2 separate regions of the Mus musculus genome follow, and region 2 is linked to region 1. The links are chromatin loops, found by intact Hi-C in ENCODE. Cell type or tissue: left cerebral cortex. All regions are shown on one strand. Links, peaks and the distances in the headings refer to the core of each region. The heading gives the core; the rest is flanking DNA.

Region 1 (15,927 bases), core at 3,762-11,761:
GAACTCATTATCTCTGCCTCCTGAGTGTTAGGATCAAAGGTGTGCATCATCATGCCTGGCCTTTTAGAAAAAAATGTAAAAGTTTATATGTGTGCATGCCACATGTGTATAGGTGCCCTCAGAGATCAGCAGAGGACATTGGATCCACTGGGGTTGGAGTTACCCGAAATTGTGCCCAGCCTGAAGTTGGTGCTGAAAACTAAACTCAGGTCCCCTGGAAGAGCAAATGCTCTAATCCACTAGGCTAAGTCTCCAGCCCCCAAATTCAGTTTTTAAAATAGTAAAAACACCACATTTGTTACTAGGCCTAAGCCTTAATTATTTGCATATGCATTGACTTGTAGGCCAGTGGACAGGAACTAAATATATATCTTATTGTTATGCTGTTTTCTTTTTCTTTCTTTTTAAGATTTATTTATTTGTTTGTTTGTTTATTGTATGTATGTGAGTACATTGTCACTATCTTCAGACACACCAGAAGAGGGCATCAGATCCCATTATAGATGATTGTGAGCCACCATGTAAGTTGTTGGGAATTGAACTCAGGACCTCTGGAAGAGCAGTCCATAACTAAGAGAATATCAACTGGAGATAACTTAAGAAGTTACAGATTTTTAAAAATTACATACCTTAATTATTCATATATCAAACATTAAATTTCAAATTGATGGAGTATTTCTAGAGCATATTTAAGTTGGGATAGAGTTAGCATGTTTGCTTTCTTCCTTTCTCTCTGTTTCTAACATCCTGTGCTACTATGATACGGTGTTTATAACTGATAAACTGCCACTGTTTATCATTATCCGCTGGTGTCCATATTTACATCAGCGTCCACTCATACCTATTATATAGAATACCGATATGCTTCTTCTATTGCAGATTGTTTTTAAAACCTCTCCTTGCCTTGCGTATTGCACTTGATAATTTTAAGAAATAATCCACTGCTAACTTTGTTTTAGGTAAACTCTGTTCCAGTAGAATCTTCAAGACCTAAAATTGCTTTAATTTCAGCTTAATCCACTTTAAATTCTGTCCCTTATAATCCTTGCATAGTTTAAGATATTGTTATTATATCATTTTAGTTAAAACACACGCAGAAAATTATTTATACAGTCATAAAACGTCTATAAGATGACTTCTCTAATTTCTCCAAAATTAGGAACCTGGAAGCTGCCACCATCCATAGGCTGAAGGAAAAATGGAAGATGATGTTTCCAGAGCTCAGGGACTCAGGTCACTATCCACAGTCCAGTAGGCGTTTAAGGGGAGCAAAATACAAAGGCGAGAAAACAGACTCGGGACTGGATAAAGCAATGCTGCGGCTTTTTTGCCCTCCTCACTTATAACTTCTTGTCAGTGCCTCCCACTGGGCAATGACAACTGAAAGGCAGCTGTCAGTGGAGCCTGGTGAACTCAGCCTAAATGGGTCAGCTCCGTGGAATACAGAGTAGGACAAGGGAGGAAAGGCTGGAGATGACTGCAAGGAGGACAAGGGTCAACACCGAAGTCAATGCTTTTTAAAAAAACAACAACTTTATTTAGGTATAATTTATGTACAGCACATTTATTTATTTGTTTGTTTGTTTGTTTATGAGACAGGGTATTTATGCACAACTTATTTGTTTATTTATTTATTTATTTATTTATTTATTTATTTATTTATGAGACAGGGTTTCTCTGTGTAGCTCTGGCTGTCCTGGAACTCACTCTGTAGACCAGGCTGGCCTCGAACTCAGAAATCCGCCTGCCTCTGCCTCCCGAGTGCTGGGATTAAAGGCATGCACCACCACTGCCCAGCAACACACTTATTTTAAATGCACATTTTAGACCTTTTTACACACTAGGCAAGTGCTCTACCAATGAGGTACATCCTTATTATCTCTAATGAATACTTTGATAATTTAATAACTCATAACTCATGTAACCACCCAGTTAAATAGAGAACATTTTTTGTTTGTTTGTCTGTCTGTTTGTTTGTTTGTTTGTTTTTTGTTTGAGACTATGTAGTGTTCTGTGGCTGTCTGTAGACCAGGTTGGCTTCGAACTTACAGAGACCAGCTGCCTCTGCCTCCTGAGGGCTGAGATTAAAGGTGTGCACCACTACACTCAGTGACAGAGAACGTGTTAATGAACTCACAATATTCATTCTTGCTACTCTTCCATAAATTCCTACTCAGCATCAGTTTCAAAGAAAAGCCTGTTTGCTCACATCTGGTGAGTTTACCCTCTTTTGCTGTTGTTTATTTGTTTGCTTTTCTTGAGATGTTCTGGCTGTACATCCCAGACTGACCTTAAACTTGGCAATCCTCCTGTCTCAGGCTCCTGAGTGCTGGCATTATAGGCATGTGTCACCTACCATACCTCATCTGGCTTAGTCTTGCCTGTTCTTTTAGAATGTCATCATCCCAATGGATATATCCTATATGGATAAAATTATATAATATAAATCCTTCTGTGCAACTGAAAATGTTTTTATTTTATGTGTATCATGTTTTGCCAGCATGTTATGTACACCATATGCCTATCTCATACTTGCAGAGGCCAGAAGAGGGCATCCAGCTCCCAGGAACTGGGGTTATAGAGGATGTGAGTTGCTGTGTGGGGACTGGGAATCAAACCCATGTCCTCTGCAAAATAAGTGCTCTCAAGAACTGAGCCATTTCTCCAGACTCTATTGTGTAATTTTTGTGTCTCAGTATGTTTTCATTTTTATTGTGTTTATCTGTATATATGTATATGTACCAAATACCTGCCTGGTGTCCAAAGAGGCCAGAAGAGGGCATTTGCTCTCCTAGAGCTGAGCCTCCATGTGGGTGCTCTAAACTAAAATAAGGTTCTCTATGAGAGAAGCAATGAGAAACTCTTAAATGCTGAGCCATCTCTCCAGCCCTCTCAACATGTTTGTGAAGTTTATCCAGTGTGTCTGGGTTTTTTTGTTTGTTTGTTTTGTTTTGTTTGATTGTTTTGACATAAGAGAATCTCTTATGTAACCCAGGCTGGCATTTAATTTACTATGTACCAAGGCTTGGCTTCAACTCTTTCTTTTTCCTTCTCTCTCTCTCTTTCTTTCTTTCTCTCTCTCTCTCTCTCTCTCTCTCTCTCTCCTCCCTCCCTCCCTCTCTCTCTCTCTCTCTCTCTCTCTCTTTCTTTCTTTCTCCTTTCCCCTCCACTCCACTCCACTCCATTCCTCTCCCTCCCCTCTTCTCTCCCTCCCCTCCCCTCCCCCTCTCTCTTTTCTTTCTTTCTTTCTTTCTTTCTTTCTTTCTTTCTTTCTTTCTTTCTCCTTTTTTTCCTGTTGTATTCTGAGTCCTGGGATTCCAGGCATGTACCAATACATGTAGCCTAGTTCTTTGTTTGTTTTTGTTTTTGTGGGGGTTGTTTATTTTGTATGTTTTGTTTTGTTGTTTTTTGTTTTGTTTTATTCCTTCCTCTTTCTTTCTTTCTTTCTTTCTTTCTTTCTTTCTTTCTTTCTTTCTTTCTCTAAAGACAGTGTTTCTCTTTGTATTCTTGGTTGTCTGGAACTTGCTATTTGGGGCAGGCTGACCTCAAATTTATAGATCCACTTACTTTTGTCTTCCAAGTGCTGGGATCTGAGGTGTGCACCAACAACTGCTGGGCCTTAGTTCATCTATTTTTTTATTATATTTTCAGTAATGAATGCTATTTCTTTTTTTTAAGATTTATTTATTATATGTAAGTACACTGTAGCTGTCTTCAGACAATACAGAAGAGGGTGCCAGATCTCGTTACAGATGGTTGTGAGCCACCATGTGGTTGCTGGGATTTGAACTCAGGACCTTCAGAAGAACAGTCAGTGCTCTTAACCTCTGAGCCATCTCTCCAGCCCCTAGTTCATTTATTTTTATTGACAAGTAGTATTCTGCTGTGTGAATATACTACAGTTCCTTACCTGTTCATATTGCTTCCAGGTCTGAGGTGCTATAAATAGAACTGTGAACATTTATGTACAAGTTTTTATGCATGTTTTTTGTGTATGACAAGTTATTTCTCTTGGGTAAACATCTGAGAAAATGTCTGGTTATACAAGAAGCTACTAAATTCAACATTTTTCTACCCTTACAAACATGCCCGTGGAGATCCATAAGAGGATACTGTGCATTTCCTTCCACAAGCTAAGATCTTAGAAGAACCCCTTTAGGTGGGCGTGGTGGCGCACGCCTTTATCCCAGCACTTGGGAGGCAGAGGCAGGTGGATTTCTGAGTTTGAGGCCAGCCTGGTCTATAGAGTGAATTCCAGGACAGCCAGGACTACACAGAGAAACCCTGTCTCGGAAAAAGTCAAAAAAACAAAACCAAAAACAAACAACAACACTTTTTGTAAGAAAGATATTTCAAAAGAAATCACTTTACATTCTACATACATTATGCTTTTTCATGGCTTGAGTTTTAATGAAAAAGTTCATTACATATTTCAGCAAATCCTAAAATCACATCAAGTGCTAATAATGAAATTTACTTTAAAATACAATGGCGGTAAAGTCTGGTCTTATTTTCCAGAGAAGATGCACACAAATTCAAAGATGAGAAAAAAGAACGGGCTATGTTGAGAGCAGGGAAGGATGTTCAGGTGGTCCGAGAAAAACCAAGCGAATGTAGAAAATGACTCTGAGAGTCTGAGAATGTGCCAGGGCTCGTCACATTTTCTATTAGATAAAAACGCAATAGAATGGACCTGGAGGTGTGAGGAGACAGGGAAGCAGGGTGATAGGAAGGACGAACTGCGACTCGACATCGGCCAGCCCACCTACACAGCGGCTTTGAGATCCCACCACCTCTGCCAGCAGCCACTGACAAAGCTTTCTTGCTAAGAAGAATGCAATAGGATCTATATTGATCTTTGTAAAAAAGTGTCTTCATTAATATAAGCAAAGACGCCTCTCATTTCCAGCAGCAGAGGTGTGGGTTTTTTCTTTTATTCTTAGAAGTACTGTTTTACCAACATATATCATTTCCCTTTTGATGTGTGGGCTGAGTCATAAATTAATGTCACAAATGTCATCTAAATGAGGGAGGCTGCTACGTTATGATGTAAGAAGCTTGACATGAATTGTTAGCATTGACAGCTATGCACTCCTGAACTAAAATGTCACTGTGTTAAAATTGGGGATAGTAAGAGTTTGTTGGAATGTAAAATTGGCGTTTAAAGTTGCTGCAGCCTAGAAAGTTGTCACTCCATTATTATTATTATTATTATTATTATTATTATTATTATTATTATTAAAGGTCTTACTACATAGCCTTGGATGACCTAGGACTTGACAGTCCAGGCTGACCTAGGACTCAGAGCACCACTGGTCTCTGCCTCCAGAGTACTGGGATTAAGGGTTGTGCCAGCACCCCAGCTCTTCTCTAGTTTTTCTGAAATGGCAGTAAGCAAGTAGGTCGAAAACAAATGACTTTGAGGGCTTTCTTGGCATCCCATGGAGCAGTTTCTTTCTACAGACTAGTTTGGTCTTTCCATTCATCTTAGGAAAAAAAATAGAAAAAATTCTAAGTGCATTATTTACTATACACTTTCTATCATGTATTATTTAATCTTGACCTAGGAGAGAGCATAGAACTCTATTTTACATGATACCATTAGTAAGTTCAACCCACTTAATCTTAAAATAACAGTATCGGGTCAGGGATTTAAAAATACAGCATTATAGGAAAACAGTTGGTGAGAACGCACCCTCTTCTGTCATTAATAACTGACTGGAAATGGTATTTCTGATCCTAAATCCAGCTGAAACCCAGAAACAATAAATGGAGAGATGGAGTGGATAATTTGTGAGTACATGTTTTTTCAAAGCAGAGGGGAAAAATCACTATGTTTGTGCTGAATTACATGCTGCCGTGGACGTGGTAGTATGCAGCAATGATGCTATCATCCATACAGCTGTACAGCACAGCATCTTCAAAGCACCCACCACCAACATCATCACCATGAAGCCTGAAAATAATAGGTTTGTTTATAGTTTGGTAAGAAAATTAGAATAATTTAAAGTCATTTCAGTTCTAGCTTGGGGGAGGGAGTAAGAAGAGACACAGGAGGTGGTGGGGAAGAACAAACAAAATATAGACAAAATACGGATTATATGGTAGGATAATATAATATAATGACATGCATTATACAGAAACTAAGCAGGGGTTTTTGGGTGATGGAAAACTTACAAGTGAAATCTACCACTTCAATCTCGGATTGAATTCTTGTTGCATCGCTTGCTTTTGACCTTGAGCAAAGTCACTGTTTTGAAGGCTTGTTTCCTCATCTGTAAAACAGAATCCTAACGGTAATAACCTTTGCCTTAAAAGGCTGTGAGGATTAGAGACGAACACGTGTAAACTGCAAAGCCCTATATAAATAAGACATTGTGTAGATACGAGGCACAGCTAGATTTTCATAGAGCAGAGTTAAGGGGAAAGATTCTAAAGGCTTTGGAGACTTTGAAAGGGGCTCTAACACCAATGCCACAGCTAGAAAGTCTTGACTTTTAAGCAAGCGAATTACTGTTTAATTTCTCACGTTCATCTTTTTGAGAAAGGAGGATACATAGAATCAAACGAAAGAACCTAGACAAAGGAAACTACCCTTTTTGGGTGCTCGTGCCTGGACCTTTACTTTTTCAACACATATCATTAGTAAAAGGTGTTTACTGCGTGCCATCGGATCAAGAGATATACTACGGCAAGGCAAGCAGATAAGGAAACTGAAGTCAGTACACTCCTGGTGGAACCAACAGAGATGTCTCAGTGCTTATCATGAAACTAGGGTCTTCACCCCACAAAGACCATTCGAAGTTGGAGTGCAGGAGTCCAGCGTCCTTACCACTCCACAGACTCGACGGGAGGGACCTTGGAATTCTTAATTAGAACCGGTTGCCATGGCGACAGTCTCTAGGCAGCGTGGGCTGAGCTCTCGGTAGGGATTGCGGGTGGGCCGCCGCTGGACCCTGTGCGCGCGCCCGCCACCAACTTTCCCTCCAGACCGGAGCGGGGTGGCGCGCTCCGCCCCCGCCCCCGGGCCGCGCACGTCCGAGCTCGGTGGCGCGCACGCCTGCGGGAGCCCTCTCCAGGCAACCCAGTGCTGATCGCCGGTGCCCGTGCGGCCGTTCCCCCTCCGTAGCGGGAGGCGAGGCTCCGAAGCAGCCCCCTCCTCCTCCTGGGCTCACCTCCCACCCCCTTCCCGGTGGACCTCGGGGCATGAGCAACGATGGCGGGCTGCATCCCTGAGGAGAAAACTTACCGGCGCTTCCTGGAGCTGTTCCTGGGCGAGTTCCGCGGACCGTGCGGTGGCGGCGAGCCAGAGCCCGAACCCGAATCCGAGCCCGAGCCCGAGCCCGAAGCCGAGCTAGTCGCGGCTGAGGCGGCCGAGGCTTCGGGGGAGGAACCGGGGGAGGACGCTGCGACGGTAGAGGCGACCGAGGAGGGGGAGCAGGACCAAGACCCCGAGCCCGAAGACGAGGCGGTGGAGGAGGAGACGGCGACGGAGGGCGAGGAGGAGGAAGAGGAGGAAGCGGCTGCCCCGGGGCACTCGGCCGTGCCGCCACCGCCGCAGCCCCAGCTGCCACCGCTGCCCCCGCTCCCACGGCCGCTGTCGGAGCGCATCACCCGAGAGGAGGTGGAGGGCGAGAGCCTGGACCTGTGCCTGCAGCAGCTCTACAAATAGTTAAGTAGCGGGGCTCGGCCGCGGGTGGGCCGCCATCCCCGGGGTGCCGGCCTGGGTTCCCGTCCCCGCTACCCATGTCCCCGCGGGGCACCCGGGCGGGGTCCCCCCCGCCTGCCCCCGGCCCCTCTTCGCTGGCCCTCTCGGCCAGCTTCTCGGCCACTTCGCACACCTTCCTCCAGAACCTTCCTGCCAAGGTCTTCCCTCCCGTCTTGGGCTCCCCATTCTTCCCTGCGCCTTTCTTCCCGGGGTTTCCTCCCACCTTCGTCTGTCTGTCCTTTCCCGGGCTGCGTTCCTTGTTGGGCGGTGGGGACGCGCGACTCCTTTACAGGCAGTAAGAGGTGCCTTTCTACATAACCGCAACAAAGCTAATACCGTCGGTGCCCAGAGGAGCCCAGACCCCTAGATTTTCCGTCAGGCGCTCACTGTTGAAATGAAAAGGCTCTATAGATGGCTTTCTTACGTGAGAGCCTAGTATCATACTTTGCAGACATTTGACAGCATATAATTGAGAGCGGTAGGGAGGAATTGGGAAGGAAGGGTAAGTAAAACCCTACCGAGCAAGCCGTTAGGTGAAAAGACGAGGTCGTAAGTCAGAAAAGTCAGCCTGGTTGGATAAAATTGCAATTAAGTGCAGTATTTTCAGTCCATTAAGTAGATGGGGTGGGAGGTGGGAGAAAAGCAGATGGCTTAGCTACCCAGATGCAAGTCTAAAATAGAAAGGTCAAGGCTTTGCCTTTCATCCGAGTTCTGCTTTTTATGGGCTTGAAATAGAAACGGTTTACAATCGCGTTTCTTTCCAAATGGAATTGTTCTGAAATAATGCCTCTGCAAACACTGGGAAACCCGAGAGTCTTTTGCCATTCAGCTAATAGTTGTAATGAAAGGTGTTACTCTGACCACCCCAAAAGTTTACTATCGCAAGATTCACTGCGGCTAAGTTCAAACCCACTTCCTGGATTTCTCCAAAGCCTGGAGGGGGCTAGAAAAGAAAGCTATTTTGTCTTCATCAGACCTCATAGACAACTGATCAAACCATTCTCCTGTTAAAAGCAGCAGCCTGTCAAAGGGAAAAGCCACTGAGCAGATCTGTAGAATTGGACTGTGCGGATGCCACACTTTATAAACCATCCAGTAATTAATTTTAAAATACTGTTCAATTACCAGGGGAATTGTGTGTTTTGGGGAAATGCAAAAATAAAATGGCGTGTAATACCACCACCTGGGGATAAACAGCATTAATGGTTGAGTATTTCTTTTTTTTTTTTTTTAACTATCACAGAAAAGGACCTACAGAATGCCATTTTAAAAAAATTACATGATTCAGACACTTAAATATAGTGGAAGTATTTACCAAAGTGAAGGGATTTATCTCAGACTAGTACTATCTGGACAGTTTTTACCCTTACACATATGCTCCCAGAACAATTTAAGGATTAGGGACGCTCCCATACTGCCATTAATGTAGTACAGTCTGAACATTTCAAGGCTTTTAAAACTGAGATGCACAGAATGAAATGGTAAGATGTGGGTGTTTTTTTATTTTTAATGTGATAAGGAAACAAGATTAATCAAAATGTACATATCAATTAGAAAAATGATTACGATGAGAAGGTGATTGCCAATGAAGCACAGAAGTTTGTGTTTGAGTTAAAACTAGCAAAATTACAGCTAGAAAATATTATTTCCCCTTAAATTGGACACTTATACTCTGACTTCACATAATATCAGACTTTGTACTGTATTTTATTCTGATGCTAGTCGAGATAAAATGGCTGGCTCGTTTATGTGATGTATCTTTAAGGTTTTTAGTGGGTGTAAAAGTTTCAAAATGAAAAAAATGTTTCAAAATGTGTAATGACATTTTTAGTTTTTATTTTATTCCAAAAAAAAACACCAGATAAAAGCCGGGCGTGGTGGCGCACGCCTTTAATCCCAGCACCCGGGAGGCAGAGGCAGGCGGATTTCTGAGTTCAAGGCCAGCCTGGTCTACAGAGTGAGTTCCAGGACACCCAGGGCTACACAGAGAAACCCTGTCTCGAAAAACCAAAAACCAAAAAAAAAAAAAAAAAAAAAAAAAAAGACTTAGGAGAATCAGGATCAGCCAACTGTAGTGTTCGGCCATTGTTTTGTTCAAGCTCTTCATTTTACATGTGAGGCCTCTATCCAGATTTGGAAAAAAAACCAAAAAGCAAAAAACGAGTCTTGTAGAAATGATTCCAACATTTCCTGGCTTAATCTCCGACTCTCAAAACACCTGTCACAGAGGGAATGATGACCTCAAATGTCTGGGAAAATTATGTGCCTCTTTGTAGGTATGTGTGTGTGAGTGCAGGCACCTGCAGAAGCCAGGGGTGTAGAATCTTCTAGAGCTGCAGTGACAGGCTGATGCTAATTGCTGACACATGGGTCCTGGGAACCCCACTCCAGTCCTCAGAAGAGCAGTAAGTGCTCTTTTTTTTTTGGTTTTTTGAGACTCTTAACCACCAAGTCTTCTCTCCTGTCCCTAGAAGTAAAGCTGACCACAAATAGATAAAGAAGACTTAAAAAGATACATTATATCAACTTCTCTCAGTGTTTTCTCTTCACCTGTTTTGGGAATTGAACTTAGGGCCTCATGCATGTTCACCAAGTTCACTGGGCTATATTCCCAGTCCTTTGCCACCATGCCCAGCTGAAATTTTGCTTAGGAGTGTAGTATAGTAACACATTTTCCTCCATTATTTGGTTCTCTCACATTTGAGACTAAGAACAGAAGACATCTGTTATTCCTAATCTTGGTAAACTCAGAAGTGACTTAAAACAGTTAGCAAGATCGCAGGCCAGTGCTGGCCCACACCGTTTATCCCAGTACTAGGGAGGTAGAAGCAGGCTGATCTGTTTGAGTTCTGAGACCAGTCTGATCTACAGAGAGATTTCCAGAATAGCCAGGCTACATAGCAGCCCTGTCCCAAAACAAAACCCCTCAAACAGCAGCAGCAACAAAACCAAGTTATGTAGCTAAGAAAAGAGTGAAGGTTTAGACAACTTGAAAATGTCTTAGAAGCTGGAGAAGGACGCTTGCTGCTATTGTATACAGATGGAGATTTGGTTCCAGCACTCATGTCTAGTGGCTCATGACTACCTTTAACTCCACTTCAATGGATCCTGTGCCCTTTCCTATCCTCAATGGGCCCAAGCACGGATGTGGTGTACATATATACAGTTCACACACAAAAAAATAAAAGTAAAGAAATCTTTTTGAGAGGAGGTTTGGTTTTGTTGTTTATTTGGATTTTTGTTTTGTTTTGTTTTCTCTCAACAAGGTTTCTCTGTGTAGACCTGGCTGTCCTGGAACTCACTCTGTAGACCAGGCTGGCCTCGAACTCACAGGAATCCACTCACCTCTGCTTCCTGAGTGCTGGAATTAAAGGCACAAGCCACCACCACTAGGCTGAGATTTGGGTGTTTGTGACAAGGTTTCAGTATAGCCTTGCCTGCCCTGTAGCTCACTATGTAGACCAGGCTGGCTTGGAACCTATAGAGATTCTCCTGCCTCTGTCTCCTAAGTGTTGGGCTTAATGGGGTAAGCTACCATCTCTGGCTAAAAAGTATTTTAGAGTAATATTTAGGATAAAAATTTTACCTTACTGCTTCAAAATATAAAACTTGTATATCAGTATCCCATTCCTAGGCAAAAGCAACATGTAATTTTGAAAGAGCAATAATTTTAAAATATCAACAGCTCCCATCCCACCTATGGAAAGGTTCTCCTGCTTTCATCTTCCAAGTACTAGGATCCCATGCCTGGCTCCTTTTCTCCTGGTAGGTATCCATTCTACCATTAAGCCACATCTCCTGACTTCCTAATTCTCACTTAAGACATTATAACTGATGTTATATTCAACTTGAATTCGAGGGTATAAGCAACTTGCATAGATTAATAAGTCAGTCAGTACTGTGCGTCCCCCAGCCCCATGCAACACTAAGAATCAATTTGTTTTAATCTGTGAGGATCAAATACACTGAAGTCTCATTTTAAAGCTGAGTTGTCACATTTTCAAAGCAGTTGTTTTCTCGGTTATTCCTTTCGGCTGGGATGGGCTTCCCAAGGGGAAGGGAGCTATCACAGCAGGCTGGCGAAGTTAAGTAGTTACAGATGGCTCGATGTAGCATTGAAGATGGCACTTTTAGAATGGTTTGGAAGACAAAATCACCAGTTATAGACACTAATAATTCAGTTCTGTTGAATCATGAATGACTTTGGGAAAGGTCAGAAAATCGTTCAGCTTTGTTTCGTTTTTACGTACATGCACATGAAAATCATCACTCATCTCAAAAATGAAACACTTCCTTATAAAGAGTAATAAAGTCACTAAAAAAAGTGGAGACGACTTACACACACAAAAAGGGTGACATAAATACAGCTTAGTGTCAGTCGTAGTTCCCAAGGTTTTCTCTTCTCTTGGCCTTTGAGGCTGGCACTTTGCTGAGAGTTTTCAAATAGCCTTTCCCGTCTTCTTATGCCGATGTTCTGTCCTTGACCATCTCAAGACTGCTCTGTCCTCAATACCATTCACTCACGTGATTGGCTGTTGTGGTTGTGCTAATGGCTCCCAGCTCTGCCTCCATCCTTGCTTTGACTGATAATGGAACAGCTTCCACCTGGTGTCTAAAACCCTGGTAATCTGGGAGTGGCTGTTTGCTGTGTTGTGGGGATTTCAAGCTAGGTTAGCCTTACACCCTCAGCTCCAGCTCCAGCCTGACACCTGATACTTTTTGTCGTGAGCATATTCCTGATATCACATTTGATTTGTCTATTTAACCTTGTAAATGTTTCACTTACACTATTCCCTCTTGTTCATTTTATTTACCTTTTTTTGTGGCCAGAGTTACTACTATCGGACTGAGTCATATAGATTTTTTTTCTTTTTAAGTTTTATTTATTCTCTCTCTCTCTGTGTTTAGTTGACATATGTCTGTGTCAGTGCACCACATGCATAGTTAACAGATGGTTGTGAGCCATCATGTGGGTGCTGGGAACTGAACCTGAGTCCTCTGGAAGAACAGTGAGTGCTCTTAACCACCAAGCCATCTCTCCAGCTTCAGATTATATAGATTTTTTAAGTGTTATACTAAAACATTAAAAAATTTTAGTAGTAATATGTATTACTAATATATATTACTGTACATATACACTAATATTAGTAATAATATTACATATATATGTATAGTGTGTGTGTGCGCGCTTCTGGGAGTCAGTTCTCTTCTTTTACTGTGTGAGTTAATACAAGACTTCTGATCCCAACTTTAAAGACAGAATTTCAACAAAGTTTAGAAGAAAGAGATCATATAAGACCACCCTCATTTCTAAGACCAGCGCTGAATGTTTGGGGTTTCTCAAAACTACCCTCAAATCCAGGAATTCTCTAGAAAGACAAATAGAAGTCATTGACCACTATGAATATAGTTTATTGCAAGGACAAGGTATAGATTAAAACCAGCCCAAGGAAGAGGTGTACTCTACAAAAGCAGCAGAAGTCAAGAGTGTCCTATGCTCAGGAGTACATCATCCAGTGCAAATATGTGGCGCAGTGCTCAGAGTATGACATTCTGAGTCCCACCCAAGTCCCAGTTTTCAGAATTCTCACTGGCATCTACACTTAGGACTATCTCTGATGTAATCAGAGATTCTGGAGACGTTCCTCCTCAGACCCGAGGACAAAGCTGGACCTTTCTTTAGGCAAAGCCGAGCTGTAGGGAGTGAGACTTTGTATCCCTCTCCCCATCCACTTCTAGCAACTACACAGCTATAGCAGACTAAGACAGTGTGCATATCTTATTCTCTCTTTAATATCTGCATTTCCGGGGTGGGTGGCTATGGGGGACTTTTGGTATAGCATTGGAAATGTAAATGAGCTAAATACCTAATAAAAAATGGAAAAGAAAAAAAATAATATCTGCATTTCCCCAATCGTGTCTTTTACTCTGCTGGGAATGCACTCCATCCACCACTCAGCCCAATCTTTTGTGCATTGTTTAGGAAACCATCCCCACACTTATGATGACCTGTGACCCTTCTATGTCCCCTTCCAGACTGCCCAGCGCATACTCTATAAGCTCTTGTTTCACTCGTGTCTAATGTCTATATCTCCTCCATTCAACCGGTGATCTTTACAGTAAGGTGTAGCTAAATTCATAAGAGCAAAAGAAAAATGGTAAAAATCTATTATATACAAAATATAGAATTAAGCCAGGCACGGTAGTGCATAACTGTAATTCTCAGCAATCTGAAGATGGAGGCTGTAGGATGGCCCATTTGAGGCCAGCCTGTGCTACAGCAAGTTTAAGGACACATAGCATGCACTTCCAAAATGCAAGAGTTGAAGATGAGGATGTAGCTGAGTGGTGAATCTCTTGCCTAGCATAAGGAAGACCTCAGATCCAATCCCCAGTAGTGCCAAGAAGACAGTGCTATTAATATTTGCTGTAATTATGGAAATTGGTAATTTGCTCTGAACGCAGCTGATTTCGCAGTAAACCTGTGACTCAGAGATTAATAGTGGTGCCTGCTCTAACTTTTAGGGCATTGTAAACTGTGCAGTTCACCTGTGCCTGATTAAATAAAATTAAGGATTATATTTCCCAGTTTAAAATTTTTTAGTTCTCATGAAATGGACAAATAACTTAAATTTTTCTGCAATAACTGGGGGCTAGAGAGATGGCTCAGAGACTGAGGGCTTGCTATGCAAGGATGAGGACCATAATTAAAGTCCTGGCACTCCCTAACAAGACGGGTGTAACGTCCACACTCCAGCTGTGAGGGATCCAGTTCCTTCTCCTGCTTCTGTGTGCATACCGCCCACCACATCCCCGGAACCCAACACACACACACACACACACACACACACACACACACACTCACACACACACTCACACACTCACACACTCACACACACTCACACACACACACACACACACACACACACTCATGCCCATGCACACCCATTAATATATTTTTTTTAAGTTTAAGATTGAACTTTGTAACAGAAACACAAGTTTTGTTGTTGTTGTTTTGTTGTTGTTGTTGTTGTTTTTAATGTAGCCTTGGCTGTCCTGGAACTCTGTAGACCAGGTTGGCCTCAAACTCAGAGATCTACCTGCCTCTGCCTCCCGAGTGCTGGGATTAAAGGTGTACCCTACCCACTGCCTACTGCATAAAACTTTTGTTGTGCCCTACTTAGTTAAACATAATTTTTCCAAAAAAGATAGTATGTTTCAGAAACGAGTAGAATTCAAGCAAAAGTGTTGTGTGTTTAAGAAACATTGGTATATAAGAAATGTCTGCTGGGCAGTGGTGGCACACGCCTTTAATTCCAGCACTCAGGAGGCACAGGCAGGTGGATCTCTGATTCTAAGGCCAGCCTGGTCTACATAGTGAGTTCATCCAGGGCTACATAAAGAAACCCTGTCTCCTGTCTCAGAAACAAGCAAACAGGGCTGGAGAGATGGCTCAGCAGTTAAGAGCACTGACTTCTCTTCCAGAGGACCTGAGTTCAATTCCCAGCAACCACATGGTGACTCACAACCATCTGTAACAGGATCTGATGCCCTCTTCTGGTGTGTCTGAAGACAATGACAGTGTATTCACATACATAAAATAAACAAATACATCTTTAAAAAACAAACAAACAAACAAAAAGACTGGTCTTGGCCTGGTGGCACAGACCTTTCATTTCCACGCTTGGGAGGCAGAGGCAGGTAGATTTCTGAGTTTGAGGCCAGCCAGGGCTCCATAGTGAAACCATGTTTTAAAGTGGGGAATTAAAAGAGAGAGAGGTTGGTGTAGTGGGGTGAAGATGTGGCTCAGTGGCAGAGAACATGTGTAGCATAGGCATGACAAGCAGTTTGATCCCAGCACTGCAAACAAAACAAGCCCATAACCCCCAGCACTTAGAGGCCTGAGGCAGGAGGATGGTGAGTTTAGCTAACCTGGGTTATAATACCAAGGTCCTGTGCATTGCTTGTTTCTCTCATCACTGACAAAGCATCTCACAAAAGCAGGAGAAGGGAAGGGGGGTTTATTTTGGCTCACAGCTTGAGGATGCAGCTGCAGCCACAGAGCAGGAGAACACCGGCAGGAAGCAGATGGAAGTGAGCGCCAGCACCTCGCTTGCCTTCTCAAGTTTATCCTAGGACTCTGGCTATGAGATAGTGCCGGCCATAGTGCATCTTCCAATCTCATTTAAGCCAGTCTTGCAACTCCCTCATAGGCAGAC
Region 2 (15,927 bases), core at 4,636-12,635, 79 kb after region 1:
AACTGGAACCAGGGCGTCGTACCTACCATTGACCTAAGTCTAACCCTGTACTCCTGATTTCTGTATATTGGAGTCTTTGCTGAGAGTGTTTATAAAAATCTAAGATTTCTGGTATTGTTTATAAAACCTTTAAGTTGAAGATCATATTCTCTGCAAAGAGAGATAATTTGACTTCTTCCTTTCTTATTTACACCCTTTTCTTTCCTTCCTTTCTTCCTTCCTTCCTTTTTTCTTTTTGTTTTTCTTTCTCTCGCTCTTGTTCCCTCTTTCCTTCTTCTTTCTTTCTCTCTTTCATCTTACTGCTCTAGCTAAGACCTCACATTTAAAGAGGAGTGGAGAAAGTGAATATGCTTGTCTGGTTCCTGACTTTAGGTGAAGTACTTCCCTTTCCCCCACTTAGCACACTGTCGGCTGCAGGCTTATCTTCCGTGCCATAATGAGGGTTCCATGTGTGTCCCTTTTATTCCTAGTTTCTTTGGGACATTTATAATTAAGAGATGTTAAACTTTTTCTAATGCCCTTTTTCCATTTATTGAGGTGGTCATGTGATTTGTAATCTTTTGTTTTGTTTTGTTTTTTGTTTTTTTGAGACAGGGTTTCTCTGTATAACCCTGGCTGTCCTGGAACTCACTCTGTAGACCAGGCTGGCCTCGAACTCAGAAATCCGCCTGCCTCTGCCTCCCGAGTGCTGGGATTAAAGGCATGTGCCACCACGCCCGGCTGTGATTTGTAATCTTGTTGATTTAAGTGTGATATTATGTTTATTTACTTGCATATTTTGAATCATCCTTGCATCCCTGAAATGAGACCACCTTTGTGTGATTTCTTGCTGGTTTTAACTGGCAAGTATTTTATGGAGAGTATTCTTACTTATGCTCATGAGATATCGATCTATAGCTTTCTTTTTGTTATTGTATCCCGTGGTTTTATTTAGCATCAAAGTATTGCTAGTTTCATAAATGAATTTGGTAGCATCCCCTCCCTTCCTAGCCTATGAAACAATCTGAGGAGCACTAGTACTAACTCTTTGGAAAAGACTTGGTAGATTTCAGTAGCAAATCCCTCCAGTCCTGAGCTTTTCTTTGAAGACTCTTTATTGTACTTCAGCTTGGTTATAGCCCTGCCTAGATTGCTTATAATCTTGGTATAATTTTGTTAGGTTATATGTTTGTAGAAATTTATCCATTTCTTCTAGAGTTTCCACTCTGGGGAGCAATATAATATTCAAAGTGTTCTACAGTGGTCGTCAGGTTTATTCATTGGAAGTTGTTGTAACATCTTTGATCACACTGTGACCTCAAGAAAAAAATATGTTTCTAGTGGTGTGGCTCAGTCCTTAGCATACACCTTTAATCTCTCTCTTACTGAAATACAGATACATCCTTAGTACTCACTTTTAATCCCAAACAACAAGAGTAAAGTTAGTTTGTAGAAGGAACCACCCACATTTAAAAGTGATGTCTAAATGAGTGGCAGACAAAGTGATGAATCAGAGAATGATTTGCCAGAAGAGGATCTGCCCAACTCTCATGAGAAGAGAGAGAGAAAGGGAAGCTACTTAGAGAGCAGTGCAGAGAGAATGAGAGGAGGCAGTTCTACCAGGGGAGTTTTACAGAGACATGTCGAAGAGAGAACAAGCTAGACACAGATGAAGACAGAATGAGCCAGAGAATGAGTAGGAGCCAGATTAGAACATATTGCCAAAGTTAGTATGCAGCCAAGCAGAGCAATTCAGGAGAGACCGAGAGAGAAGCCAGATTGAATCAGTCAGTTTGGACAGCAGTTTGAGCTAGAACAGCTGAGTTGAATGAACTATCCAGAGCTCAGAAAGAACTAGAAAAGGCTGAGTTTATTCAGCAGTAAGTCTCAGAGACCCAAAACATTCTTGGCCTACATAACATTGTACAGAGGCTAGAAGCTTCCAGGACTAGGTCTAGGTTAGCTGTAAGCCTCTGAGTCAACAATTATATCAGGAGAATAGAAGTGACATTTCACACATCTCCTTCTTTGTTTCTAAATTTATAAAATTTGGTTAGAGTGGTAGTCTTACTTAGTCTTTCAAGGGACCCACTCTTGACTTCATGTGCTATTTTAGTCTCCGCTCTTTCTTTTCTGTCCTGATCTTTATTATATTTTTCTGCCTCATGCTTTGGGGTTTGTTTTGTTTTGATTTTCTTTTCTATTTTGACACAGTCATATGTGCCCAGGATGGCTTGAAATCACACTATTTCTAAGGCCAACCCTTAACTCCTGTTCTCCTGGCTTCATCTCATAACTACTAGGACACCAGGCACAAGCCAGCAAGCCCAGCTGGTTTTGTCTTTCCGAGACCCTGGGGCACACACTTAGTTACTTACTTGGTATTTCTCTGGATTTTTAATGTAAGCAATCATAACTACAAACTTCCTTCTTTGAATTGTCTTGGTGGCTCTCCAAAGTTCTGTTGAGTTGAGTTTCCGCTTTATTTGACTTCAAGGACTGCTGGTTTCTTCCGTGACTTCAGCTGGCACACAGTGCATTCACTTCTTGCTCTCCGAGTATTTATGTAGTGTTTGGGTTTCTCTTGCTAATGATTTCCAGTTTTATTCCACTATCATCTGATAAGACACATGAAATTATTTGAATTCTTTTGTATTTGTTAAGATTTGCTTTAAGACCTAGAATGTGATCCATTTTGGAGAGGGTTCCATGGGCTTTTAAGGAAAATGTATATTCCTTGTCTGCAGGATAGACTGTCCTGTAGAAAACACAGGGTCCATTTGATCTAGAGTGGAGCACACAATTTCAGGTGTGTGTGTGTGTGTGTGTGTGTGTGTGCGCGCGCGCGTGCATGCTTATATTAGGTAACTTAACTAGAAGTGAGTGTGGAGTCTTGAAGTCTCTTACTGTAGTTTCCGGACCTATCGGAGCTTTCATGCTCACTGGTGTGTGTTTTGCTAAACTTGGAACTTCAACACTTGTTGCCTATATATTTACAATTTTTCTATGATCTTAATTACATTTTTTTGGTGTTTTTGAGACAGGGTTTCTCTGTATAGCCCTGGTTGCCCTGGAACTCACTCTGTAGACCAGGCTGGCCTCGAACTCAGAAATATGCCTGTCTCTGCCTCCCAAGTGCTGGGATTAAAGGCGTGCACTAACACTGCCCAGCAATTAAATTGTATATTTATTGGTATGTAGCATAGTGTCCTTTGCCTCTTTTGACCCTGGACTGAAGTCTGAAGTGTCAGGGATCAGCCTGTTTGACTGACTTGGTCACTTTTACTTCCATCAGCTGACTTTGTCTGTGGCCATCTTTACCAATGAACTTATTTCTTGGGAACACTAGTAGATCTTGTTTTTCTATCTATTTTGTCTTTTTTTTTTAACTTTTGTTATTTTTGGTGTAGAGGCTGGTTTGGGTATTTGCTTCTTTTCCCTCTTTATTGATATTATAGAGGTTTGCAAAATCCTAACCAGAAAAAAAAAACATCATAAAAAATGACAGTGAGGCTATGGGTATATCTCAGTGATAGACCATGCCATGAGCATGCTGAGGTCCCAGGCTCAGTGCCAAGTACCAACAACTTCACAAAGACGTAGGCTGCCCATCACAAGCCTTCAGATGCCTTGCCTGCAAGTGGCAGGAAGTTCTTGATGCTCATTGCTTTTTACGAGTATTGTTGCCATTTTATTTCATTTTTACATAACTCAGGCAGGAACTTGCTGGGTAGCCCCTGTTACTTTTGAACTTGCAGCTCTTCCGTATCAGCCTCCCAGGAAGCTGGGACTACGTGAGCACCCTTTGTCTGGCTTTATGTACATGCTACCACATGGCCACACTGTCACTTACACCCTTTGTCTGGCTTTATGTACATGCTACCACATGGTCACACTGTCACTTACACGAAAAGATTTCAAATAATCTAAAACTCTTCATTTTTTTAAAACAACTTAAAATGCACCAAGTTTCTTGAAAACTGAGCACATTGCATAGTAACACAGTCCAGGATGGTAGGGATGTGGCTCAGTGTGCAGAGAGCTGGTGAGGTGTGTACAGGCCTGTGTTTGACTTCAAGCCTGCCTCCTCCACACCCCAACAAAACTTAGAAGATGTTCCAAATGGTGAGGATGAGATAAAGAAGGAGAGAAACAAAAGAGGAAGGAATACACAAATCCACGGAGTTATAGTTAACTTTGGGTGAAATTTTTGCACTAAGCTATGAGTGAGCCAACTTGCTTTTCTTCTTACTGCCAAGAAAGGGCTCCAGTCAACTTGGCATTTGCTGCAGCTCTCTCTCTGTGGGAGAAATAGAATGAAGATACATGTTCAAGCATGTGTTTTATTTTCCTTTTGTGAGATTTTCAGCTAATCCAGCTATGCCGCAGCATCTGTGTGGACTAAGGATGCAGAAAATTCAGCATTTTGTTAAGTAAAACATACCAGGTATTATTTATTTTTGTCATGTATGTAGGATTTAAAACATTTCCTGATAGAATAATCATTTTTGCAGATACACTTTTCCAAGGAAAACTTAATGGGATTGTCATTTTTCTGTCTCTCTTTTGGTTTACATATTTGGATCCAAATATTCATACTACTTCAGGTATCCAGATACTAAATTTTTCTGACAATATTGCACTTAAAATCACAACATTCTTGTTGAAAGCAATGGTCAGCTCTGCTGGTCCAAACATCCTTCGGGAGCATGTGTGTGAGGAAAGGGTTTATTTTCTCACAGTTCTGTATAACAGTTCATCAAAATCTGCGTGGACAGGAACTCATACAGGGCAGGATCCTGGAGGCAGGAGGAGCTGATGCAGGGCTATGGCTTGCTCAGCCTGCTTTCTCTTCTCTCCTCCTTTTCTTCCTCTTCCTCCTCCTCCTCCTTCTTTTCTTCTTCTCCATCTTCTCCTTTTTTACATAAATATATTTGTTTTCTTTCTTTTTTCTTTTTCTTTTCTAATATCTCAACTGTTGTTTCCTCTAGTCTCCCCCTCCCTTTCCCCGGCCCTCCCCCTCCACGCCTCCTCTGTTTCTCTTCAGAAAAGGGCAGGCCTCCCATGGATATCAATCATCTTTCAACCATGCCATATCAAGTTGCAGTAAGACTAGGCTCCCCCCCCCCACACACACACACATACACACACTTCTCCAGCCACCCTGCATTGAGGCTGGAGTGGCAAACCAGTAGGAGGATAGGGTCCCGAAAGCAGGCAAAAGAGTTGGAGTCAGCCCCTGCTTCCACTGTCAAACATCATTATTTTGTTTCCAAAGAAAAACTCTCAGACTTTCCAGACACAGCATTTTTATCATGCAGATGTAGGGTTCTAAAGGACAAAAAAAAAAAAAAATGCAGTGACAAGCATGGGGAACAGTTGTTAAAGTGGTTATATGTATACATATAGGTCTGCATGGTTGTGTTTAGTTGGAACATGCCACAGGTTCACTTGCACTTCTTATAGTTAACCCTGACTGGACTGCTTCACATCAGCCATGGGGCACAGGAAGAAGAACCTGTGAAGGATAGGCCGGGCATCGTGGTACACACCTCTGATTCTACCACTGGAGAGACAGCGTAGGTAGAACGTTGTGAGTTCAAGGCCAGCCTGGTCTACATAGCAAAACCTGTCTTAAAACAAACAAACAAACAAACAAACAAGCATTAAAATCCCAACAACGTCACTATCTCACATCATCTCTGAAGTCGGGAATCTGAGTGCTTTAGTCATACGGTTCTGGCTTAGAGTTCCTCTCAAGGCTGTGTCCAGGCTGTGTGCCAGAACCCACTCTGGTTATTTCAGAGCTTTTCTGGGGAAGGAGATTCTGCGTCCAAGACCCCTCACGGTTGTAGGTAGCTGGCAGCTTTAGCTCTCATGCAGACCCTCCTTCAGACTGCCTGCAGCCTGGCAGCTTGCCTCCCTCAGAACTAGTGATCAGGAGAGAAGAGACAGCCGCGAGGACAAAAGTCAGAGTCCTGTATCACCTTATCTGCATGTGACAGGTGGTTATTGTCTCCATATATGTGTTGCACATATGGAGTCAGGCACCATACAGGGAAGGGCTAAGACAGGGAACCCATAGAAGCAGGCTTGGAAGCTGACAACCACAAAGAGCAAACATGACAATTGGTCATGCACCTGCACCTGATGTGGTGGGGAAATATCAGTCCAGAAGCCATTAGTAAGGACAAGAGCACTGGCTGTTCTTCCAGAGGACCCTTTGAGCCACCTATGTGGTGGCTCACAATTGTCTAAAAATAAAATAATAAAACAAAAAGTTAATTAAATTAAAAATAATTGTTGGGTCAGTGATGAGACTGGAGTGTCAGGTAAAGATCACACTTAGATTAGTGCTGTGTAAGCGGTGGATTTCTCACACTTGCAGTTGTAAAGCGACCCCATCCCTGAGTATCTTCAGGTTATTGTGCCTAGGACGATCTTGGAGAAGTGTATGTATTTGTCTTATGTACATGCATATGCACAGACACACATGTGCCATGAGCAAACGCATGCACACGCACATGTGTGCTATAGCAATCTAACCCATGTCCTCGTGCTCGCATGTGCTGTACCACTGAGCTACACTTCCAGCTCTAGCTGTTATTTTTATAAATATTAAGTATCAAAGAGTGTTCCTTTGCCTGTTTCAGAAGGCTGTGGTGCCTGAGGGAACAAGGGTGATATTTGAAGTGTTGTCTTTCTTACTACCAGAGGGGTTCTGACAGGCCAGTGAACTGATAGGATAGGCACAGAGTTCTATAGATCCTCATGCACAGTACAGGTGAACCACCTTGCTGGTTCAACGACAGTGAATTAAAACAAACAAACAAAAAAAGGTTTATTCTCTTTGTAATATATGTGCTATTGACCTTTTTTTTTCTTTTTCTTTTCTTTTTTTTTTTTTTTTTTTTTTTTTTTTAGAATCAATGTATCTTTCTTCAGAAAACAGATTTTAGGAAGTGATGTTATAGTAAATTTGCATGTGGATTTGGCAGGAAACTGAGAAATGGTGGTGTTATAGGGAATTTGAATTGTAGAACTACTAAGGCATGAAACCTACACTGAGAACTTAGTAGGTAGGTTCTTGACCTACAATCTAAACTTCTCCTAAAAAATGACCTCCTAAGATGACCTTTCATTGAAGAAAGTGACTCCTCAGGATGGAAGGAATGGCCAGTGCAGAATGCCTAGCTTTGAGTCATGTGACCTTTGGCAGGTGGCTTGGCACCCCTGTGCTTTGGGGTTGTCAGGAGTCTGTCCCTACAACAGTTTTGAAGGTTAAATGAGTTATCAGAAAAAGCCAACACTGTTGCTTTTTCTCTGCACGTTGGAGGAAAAGAGCAGGACACACTGGGAATCAAAGCCAAGCATTCTTTGAAAAGATGAGGGCCATCACCTTTCCCAGGAATCTCTCCTGCCATCTCTTTATTTCTGCAGCATGTGGCAGTGTTGTGTATCGATGACCTACTTAACTAGCACGGACTCCCTGTAAGACCCTAAGGCCGTCAGAGACGAGGACTAGGTTTGCACATTCCCTGATTCCTGCATTCATCAGTTACTGAATCAATCAGAGAGTTGTTCACTACTGACTTGATTTACTGGGTAATAGGGAGAAGCAGTGAATGGAAATGGAAAGGGCTCTTCTTCTATTGAGTTTCTATCCTAACAGAGACATCCAGAGAGGAATGCTAAACAAATAAGAAGACCGAACATTCAAAGCCAAACGTGAGGCAGTGTGAACAGGCCCAGGGCAGGGCTGATGGTTGCGGGATGCAAAGTGGCCCTTAGCACCAGCTTGTGACCTCCTCACAGCAGAGTGTAGGGGTGGGAAGTGAACTGGTAGGAAACATCCCATACCACAGCAATCCCCTGAGGGAAACAGGGTTATTGTCTGTCATTCACTAAAGGCTACGACTGATGAACATAACTCTGTGCTAAATTCTATGAATTATGCCATGCTGAAATGCAGGCAGCTGTTTTCTTTTACAAACTGGCAAGGATTTCAGAGGTTGGGTAACTTGTTCAAGGCCCCACAGATAGCACCAGAATGCAGGTTGTTGTTGTTCTTCTTCTTCCTCTTCCTCTTCCTCTTCCTCTTCCTCTTCCTCTTCCTCCTCCTCCTCCTCTTCCTCCTCTTCCTCCTCCTCCTCTTCCTCTTCCTCCTCCTCTTCCTCCTCCTCTTCCTCCTCCCCTTCCTCCTCCTCTTCTTCGATTTATTTATTTAATGTATTCACCATTGCTCTCTTCAGACACACCAGAAGAGGGCATCAGACCCCATTGCAGATGGTTGTGAGCCACCATGCGGTTGCTGGGAATTGAACTCAGGACTTCTGGAAGGGCAGTCAGTGCTCTTAACCGCTGAGCCATCTCTCCAGCCCTGCAGATTTCATTCAAGATTCAAAGCCAATCTTTGACCATAATGTAGGAGCTGATAAAACTCTTCTAAAAAAGCAGCTAACTCGGGAGAGGAACAGTGGTGTGCAGTGAGGCTCTGGGAGTCTGAGGTGAAGTCTACTGAAGGAGAAACCTATAAATCAGATCTGAGTGTGAAAATGCCAGCCGTAGGATACAAATGACTGTCTCTGGTAGTGATTACTCTCTTCCCCGCCCTCCTGGAGTTTATCATACCCCACTTACTCTTGAGTCACTGAGCAAGGTACTTAACCTCTGCCAAGTGTCTTAGCCTGACAAATAGAGACTCCAGTAAATGGCAAGCCTGAGACATTTCATGTGACACTGGCAAATTAGAGTGATCTTTTAATATTTCTAATGAACCACAGACTACTTGAGGGTGGTCAGCCGGTATCTATGTTCCTTTGCACCTGACTCGAAAGGGGTCATCAAATGGTGTGTTATCCAGCTGGCAACGCTCAGGGCTCACCAGGCTTCCAGCCTGACAGCCTGTAGCTGGAGAATGGAGGCTGTAATGCCTGGTGGTGACTTGACCACCTTGATGTCACCTGAGTTTTAGCTGTAATGAGACACTCTTTGCTTCTGAGAACCATTTTCGTTCCTTTTTAGCAGCCTTGCTTGTTGTATAAATAGTTAGGTAGAGAATGGGCCTAGGGTGCAGGGAGCAGTTGGCTTGCTGACGTCAGCACCCTGGGCTTGCTTGCCGTGCTTGGCTATAGGCAAAGTGGAGGATGCTGCCAGATACCACATACTACCCACTAGCACTAGATGGATGCTAATTGCTGTCGGTTCAGAGACCAGCTCTTAGGCTCCATAGTCTAAGTTAAAATCTGAAATGAAAGACTAGAAAATGGATTTGAAGCCATTATAATTTGAATAACACATGCTCCTACTAAATCTAACAAACCCAAAGAAAACAAGGAATAATAATAGTAAAAAATTCTATATGCAGTCATTTTACAGTGTCGCCACCCCATAGTTGTTACTTGACGGTGTCTCCCACAGTGTAAACATTAAAAACAGGCTTTGATTTCCTACTTTGCCCTGACGTGTAAATTCTAGGATACTTGTGCTTTTGTTTGCTTATTCGAGACTAGAGGGTTTTTTGTTTTTTTTTTTTGTTTTTTTTTTTAATCAGTTTCTGGCTTACAGCAAAATTGAGAGAAAAGTACAGGGAAGAGCATGTATGTGCATGCAGGAAGTGCCTTAGGCACTGAGCCATCTTCCCAGTCCCCAAATATTATTTCTACTAAATGCATATTGCTTGTACACCATTGTGTAGATGAAATTTATTGTCAAATCATGTGAGCTGAACCGCCTCGACCGCTCCAAAGCAGCCCTTCTCATTTGCATTCCTGTGGGTTCAAATGAGATTCTATGCTGTTCAACACCCTGACGGCCTTAGTTGATCAGTGTCTGGCACCTGCTAGGTGCTGTCTTGCTGCTGGTTTGACTTGCACTCATGGGCTCATGTAATGATGTTGGGTGCGTTTCCGTATGCCTAAGATATGTTTCTCAGGTCTGATGAAGTATCTGGGTTTTGGTCCCATTTTTGTTGGTTTGCTTAGTATTTTAAACAATAGCCTGGGGCATGCTACACAGACACACTGCTACTGAACACACTAGGGCTCCAGCTGCCACTAAACATACTAGGGTTCCAATGGGTCCTTGGTCCCGGCCTATTTTTCTTGTTCTTTTCTCTTCATTTCCCTTCCTTTTCTACTCTTCCTTTTGAGGTGAGGTCTTTCAATACTCCTCAGGCTGGCTCCAAGTTCCTCCAGCCTTCAAATTGATCCTCTTGGCTTAGCCGCCCCAGTGGTTATGAATACAGGCACAAGCTTCCACGCTTAGCCCATTTTAAAGACCAGTCTGGCCATTTTCCTAGTGTTGAGGTTTAAATTTGCTTGGATTTTGATTAGGAATGCATTGAACTTCTAAATCAAATTGGAAAGAATAGCCCACAACCAAAATCCCAGCCCTTGAGAGGCTGAGGCAGGAGGACTGTCATAAATTCAAGGTCAGCCTAGGCTACATAGTGAGTTTTACACCAGGCTAGAATACAGCTCTATTGGGCAAGAGTCTCAAACAGAAAAGAAAGTTGGGAAGAGCAATATCAAACATTCAAATCCATGAGCATGGATGTCTATTAAATTCCCTTATTGATACATTGTAACAATCTGTCATTAATTGTTACATTTGATCATAAACAAAGTGAAAACAGACAGTTGTCTCAGTATTTGTCATTTATCAGTTTTCTGTCCCCCACCCTTGTCCTTTTTTTCCTGTTTTTGTCTTTAATTCATTTTCTGCCTTTTGTGACTGTACCAAACATCTGACAATTCCATTTTCTTCCTCCTTTTTGGCATATTAATTAACCTTCTTTTAAAATTCCATTTTGCTGGTAAATCATGTAAATAGACATGCTGTCATGCAAGTGCTGTAGTCCCGCTTACTGGCTACAAACAGTGAGTTTGGTATAATTCTGAAGGACCTGAGGAAGGGTAATGAGTCTTGGCTTCCACTGTGATGCCCTTCCTGCCCTCCAACAAGGAAGCCAGGCAGTGGCTTCTCTCTGGCCATCGAAGTCCTGTGTGGTATTTCCTCCAAGAAAGGGGTGAAAAATCTGTTGTTTCTGTTGTCAAGTTCAGAAATCATCTGAACTTATTTGCGGACTCCCGTCCAGGGAATTAGCCTTTTTAATAAACTGAAAACAAGATGGAGAGAGACTTGAGGACAACTTTACTAGGGTTTGAGAAAAAGAACAGGGTGAGCAAGCTGTCAGCAGCTGCGGGGCGGGGCCATGTCAGCAGCTGCGGGGCGGGGCATGATGGAGAAGGGGAGGGGAGGAGCCGGCTCTTTTTTGAGTTAGGGTACAAGAAAGCAGTAGTTGAGGTTGGCATGCAGCCACAGGAGGGAAAGGGAACAGGTGTGCTTCAATAGCTGAGTGGGAGAGCCCAGAGTGACTGGGAATCATGCTGAGCCCTGTGCCCAGGAGAGGAAGGGAAAGGAGAAGCTACATTTGTCTGAGTAACCTTAGAGGGGTGGGGCAGGCTCCACAGCCACAGCTGTGTAAGTGGAGCCACTGAGGAAGGGGCTTTTGGGAAGGATAAACCCATTTTCTCATTAAGGGGATAAGATAATTATTCCTGTCTTGTCCTTAGCATGCTTTTCTGGTGAATCAGATTTCCTATGGTGAGGGGCAGACTCCCTGCCAGGCCCAGCTGTGTTAACTCTAGAGGGAAGACACAATAGTTTGTAATGTTCTGATCTTCAGAGCAGGCTAGAGGTAGTTCATTCTTTTAACAGGAGGTCTAAGAGGTTGATGTGTGTTTTTCTGGTGTTTCCAGGGAAACAGGAGATCCAAATCCAACAGGGAGGGAGGGACCCATCCTTAATGGCCTCCAAGGTAGTTATCTAAATTAGCTACATCTTTTGGATAATCTGGTTCAGCTTCTACATTAGCATTTCACTGTGAGGTGTGTGTGTGTGTGTGTGTGTGTGTGTGTGTGTGTGTGTACTAGATGTCAGATTCAGGCTTTCAAGCATTCCAAGTAGGCATTGCCACTTAGCTATAAACATGTTCTGAATCTGTATTCATCTATGATGGAGATGCTTCTTGCCCCACACCTCATGAGCCAGTTTCATAGCAGTAGATTCTCAACTTGTCTTTTAGCCTTTGTAGAGTTCAAGTAGGTTTTAGCTATGGAGTAGGTTTTGGCTTACGGGAATGCTGTGGCCGGCTGATTTTCTATTCAGATACTAACACTTTCTATACATCAGTGGTAAGGATTTGCTTTCCTGGTGTTGGTGTGCTCAGTGAAGCAGCACTGCACCCTCCTTCCTCCTCTGTATCTACTGCTTGGCTAACCGTTGGGCACAGATAAGCCCGGGCCTATCTCAGTGTGTGACGTGCCTTCCTTCCTACATTCACTCACTTCATTTTTGATTTAAAGAGAAAGGTGCATGGTTTGTCATCTCACTTGGTTACCTAGCAGCCACTGCTAAGTTACTAGATAACCTAATCCTGATACCACAGTGAGGGCGGAGGAGAGGGAAGGAGCAGGGACAGCCACTGGAGCAGTCAGAACACACAGCATCTTCCCGTTAAGTCCATGTGTATAGGCCCAGCTCATGGCCAAAGCCATTACCACAGTAGCAGCAGCAGAGATGACTGACTGCAGATCAGCATAAATGATGAAGGTGATAATGAAGTTTGAAATGTCTCAAGAATTAACAAAAGGTGACACAAAGACAAGAAGTATGTGCTGTTGGCCACATAGCATGGGTAACTTGCTTACATAGGGTTACCACCAACCTTCTGGGTTTTTTCTTTTTTGTTGTTTTTGTTTTTGTTTTTCTGAGACAGGGTTTCTCTGTATAGCCCTGGCTGTCTTGGAACTCACTCTGTAGACCAGGCTGGCCTCGAACTCAGAAATCTGCCTGCCTCTGCCTCCCAAGTGCTGGGATTAAAGGCGTGCGCCACCACCGCCCGGCCAACCTTCTGTTCTTAAACAGCACAGTAACTTCCAGTACAACAAAGCAACACACAGGAACTGAGTAAGCCTTACACCTACTAAGAGTGGAAAATAGCAGGACACCCGTGACCTCCCCTCACACCTGAGTCACTGCCACCATCTGATTCACCTGATGACGTGCACACCTATCCTTCTCACCTGATGAACATGCACATCTTATCCATCAAACAGGATAAACATGTACACCTTATCATTTACCTGATAAGCATGTATACACTTGAACATGTGGATGCAGATGTAAATATATAAATAAGCACAGAAATGTTATCAATATCATTTGTTAGACTCTCCCAAGTGCTGGGATTAAAGGAGTGTGCCACCACCGCCTGGCTGGGCCAAGCATATTCAAACCACCACAGCAAGGATGGTTCAAAGTTGAGAAATAAGCTACTAATACAGTACACAGAGAGACTTCAGAGACAGAAATCACAGGTCAGCTCCATGGATGTTTTCAGAAAAGCCTCATGTCAGGTCCAACATCCCTTCATGATCTGAAGACACTAAGAACAGAAGCAACAGCGCGATACATGATAAGCCATGAACAACCAGCTGTGGCCAACACACGGCTACACAGGGAAGCAGAGAGCCTTTCCTCTGGAACCAGGAGCAGACAAGTGCTCATTCTCTCAGGCCTCTGCACTGCAGCATCTGAAGGCTTAGCTGAAGCCACAAAGAGAGAAAGAAGGAAAGGGGATACAAATAAGAAAGGACAAAGAATAATCGTGCAGACTGTCTGAGCCCATACTTAACCCTAAAGTCTCTCCACCTTATGTAAATTGAGGAAAACCTTTTCAAGCCATGGGTGTAGGCAAGGACCCTCTGGGAGGATTCAGTAGCTCTGGACTACCCTGTGTGGAGGAAGGGAGGCAGAGGGAAGGGGAGGGAAAGCTGGGTGAATATAAGCAAGATGCAGTTATATACATGTATGAAGACATTTTGTATACTTGCCAAAAAAAATTAAATTAAAGAAAAACTTTAGGATGGAAAATGGCTCAAAGTTCAACAAGAAGGAGTCTGTTTCTTTTCGGGGAACTATTTATGAGGGAGAGAGGATCAGCAGCTAGACAGGTAACAGAATCACAGACAGGCACCAGGGGCCGTTTCTTTTGTTTGTTTGTTTGGTTGGTTTTTTTTTGGGGGGGTGCCTTTTTTGAGACAGGGTTTCTCTTTTAGCCCTGGCTGTCCTGGAACTCACTCTGTAGACCAGGTGGGCCTCAAACTCAGAAATCCGCCTGCCTCTGCCTCCTGAGTGCTGGGATTAAAAGTGTGTGCCACCACTGCCTGGCTCATGGGTTAATTATTATTAAATGAAATTCAGACTTACCTTGTGGTCCATTGACATTCCCGTTAATACGTTAACATTGCTAGTGGCAAACACTTCAGTAGCCCAGGACTGCTTGAGGTGAGGAGGGGTCTAAAATAAGGGGGTACGTGGGGGTCCAACCTGGGGTACCCCATTGTACTTAGTCCTGACATGCTCAGTCCTCCCTTGCTTCTGTGAGCTTTACTGTCATACGGAGCCCTGACTGGACGTTCCATGGAAGTTCTTCCTGTTTGGATTCATCCGGTAATGTTTGCCAAAAGACTAGGTTGCGTTATGGGCTTAGGAGAAGAAAAATGTGGATGTAAAGTGCCCGTCTCCAGGAGAAAGAAAGGGTTAGTTCTGTCTCATAGTTTAGACCATCTTATTTCTGAGGAAGGAGCTTTGAGAAGCCTGGAAAACACCTCCTTAGCCAAAAGACCATGGTTAACAACAGCAATGCTAAGTCACGTTGAGATGGGGCAGTGAGTCGCACAAACCGGACACAGAGATCACCGATGGCCAAGACAAGTGTGGGCAGGCCGGTGTGGCAGCTCTCCTCCTTCATCACCAAGGTTCATGGCAGCAACGGAAGGGGAGATTAATAAGGGAAAGCATTTCATGTGACTCAGGAGGCGCCTGAAATACAGACCTGGGAGAAACTGTTTTGTGCTTTGGTTAGATGAATACCGAATGGCCAGCCATGTAGACATGAGGTCACACAAAGGTCTTACTTAGTGGCCAGAGACCTAAGGGCCCTGTGAGGTCTGTCACTTCTGGCTTTGTGGCCTCCTAGGAGTGTGGTAGGACTCTCTGGGATGGTCTTCAAGGAAAAAGGAAAGATGCACTCTTTTAGGTTTTATGGTTTGCTCTGAGGAAAGAAATTATACTTTCTGTGACACATATCGGAGAAGACGTGTCTGCTTTCATGACTCAGTTGCAGAGGTGGTGGGGAGGAGCAGAAAGGATCGGGGTGGAGGGGGCAGGAGAAAGCCACAGACTAAGCTTTCAGGATCTTTAGTCCTCCCTGCATTCAGAGCATTCACCCCAGGGCACTGCACTTTGAGGCGTTGTATTCTGAACCAAAGAACCAAAGCAAACCTTTACCTACCCTGTGATTTCCCACAGAGTGCACAGAGTGATCGCTAAAGAATGCATGGGATATTGTGCACACCTTCTTTTGGGGGGGGGGGTTCGTTTTTGTTTTTGATTTGCTTTTGGTTTTTTCGAGACAGGGTTTCTCTGTGTAGCCCTGGCTGTCCTGGAACTCACTCTGTAGACCAGCCTGGCCTCGAACTCAGAAATCCACCTGCTTCTGCCTCTCAAGTGCTGAGATTAAAGGTGTGTGCCACCACCGCCCGGTCGATTGTGCACACCTTTAACCCCAGCACTTGAGTGGCAGGTCCATCTCTGAGTTCAAGGCCTGCCTGATCTACAGAGAAGGTTCCAGGACAGCTAGGGCTACCTGGAGAAACCCTGTTTTGAAAAAACTAAAACAGAATATGCATACCTGTGCAAAAGTAATTCTATATTTTTACATTTTTCTTTATTTCCCATAATTATTCATTACTTAACACCAAAGATTATGGTTATTTTGTGGTATCACATGGGAGAGGGAGGAACGCAGACATAAAGCAGGGGCAGGACATCTGCTCTGACTGTGTCTGTTCCTGTGTATCCACAAGTGTATCAGTGCTC

The links. A loop is a pair of places that touch in the nucleus more often than their neighbours do. Peaks named below come from ENCODE experiments on the same cell type or tissue, not always from the same donor. Only the 100,000 strongest peaks of a DNase experiment are listed, where the experiment ranks them.
Region 2: a loop joins it to region 1, with 2.2 times the contacts of the local background. A loop is called at or near these places in 3 of 42 quality-filtered maps.

What each region holds. Positions count from the first base shown.
Region 1 is chr11:87,350,193-87,366,119 of GRCm38, reverse strand. It overlaps Ppm1e (protein phosphatase 1E (PP2C domain containing)), which reads left to right and starts at 7,126. Exons shown (of 7, transcript NM_177167.4): 1 at 7,126-7,671. The coding sequence starts at 7,217. It overlaps Gm33937 (a long non-coding RNA gene), which reads right to left and starts at 8,591. Exons shown (of 5, transcript XR_003949755.1): 1 at 8,227-8,591; 2 at 7,250-8,094; 3 at 6,178-6,275; 4 at 5,852-5,956; 5 at 4,376-5,486. In left cerebral cortex, for the core only: no CTCF peak of the experiment used is centred there; DNase peaks (open chromatin) are centred at 6,969, 7,576, 7,983, 8,697 and 1 more place; H3K4me3 peaks cover 2,829 bases; H3K27ac peaks cover 2,490 bases.
Region 2 is chr11:87,272,174-87,288,100 of GRCm38, reverse strand. All of the region lies in intron 1 of Ppm1e (protein phosphatase 1E (PP2C domain containing)), which reads left to right. Among named protein-coding and RNA genes, the nearest start is that of Gm22883, 39 kb to the left of the region's middle. In left cerebral cortex, for the core only: a CTCF peak has its summit at 8,244 (motif pointing right); DNase peaks (open chromatin) are centred at 5,761, 9,082 and 11,339; H3K27ac peaks cover 591 bases.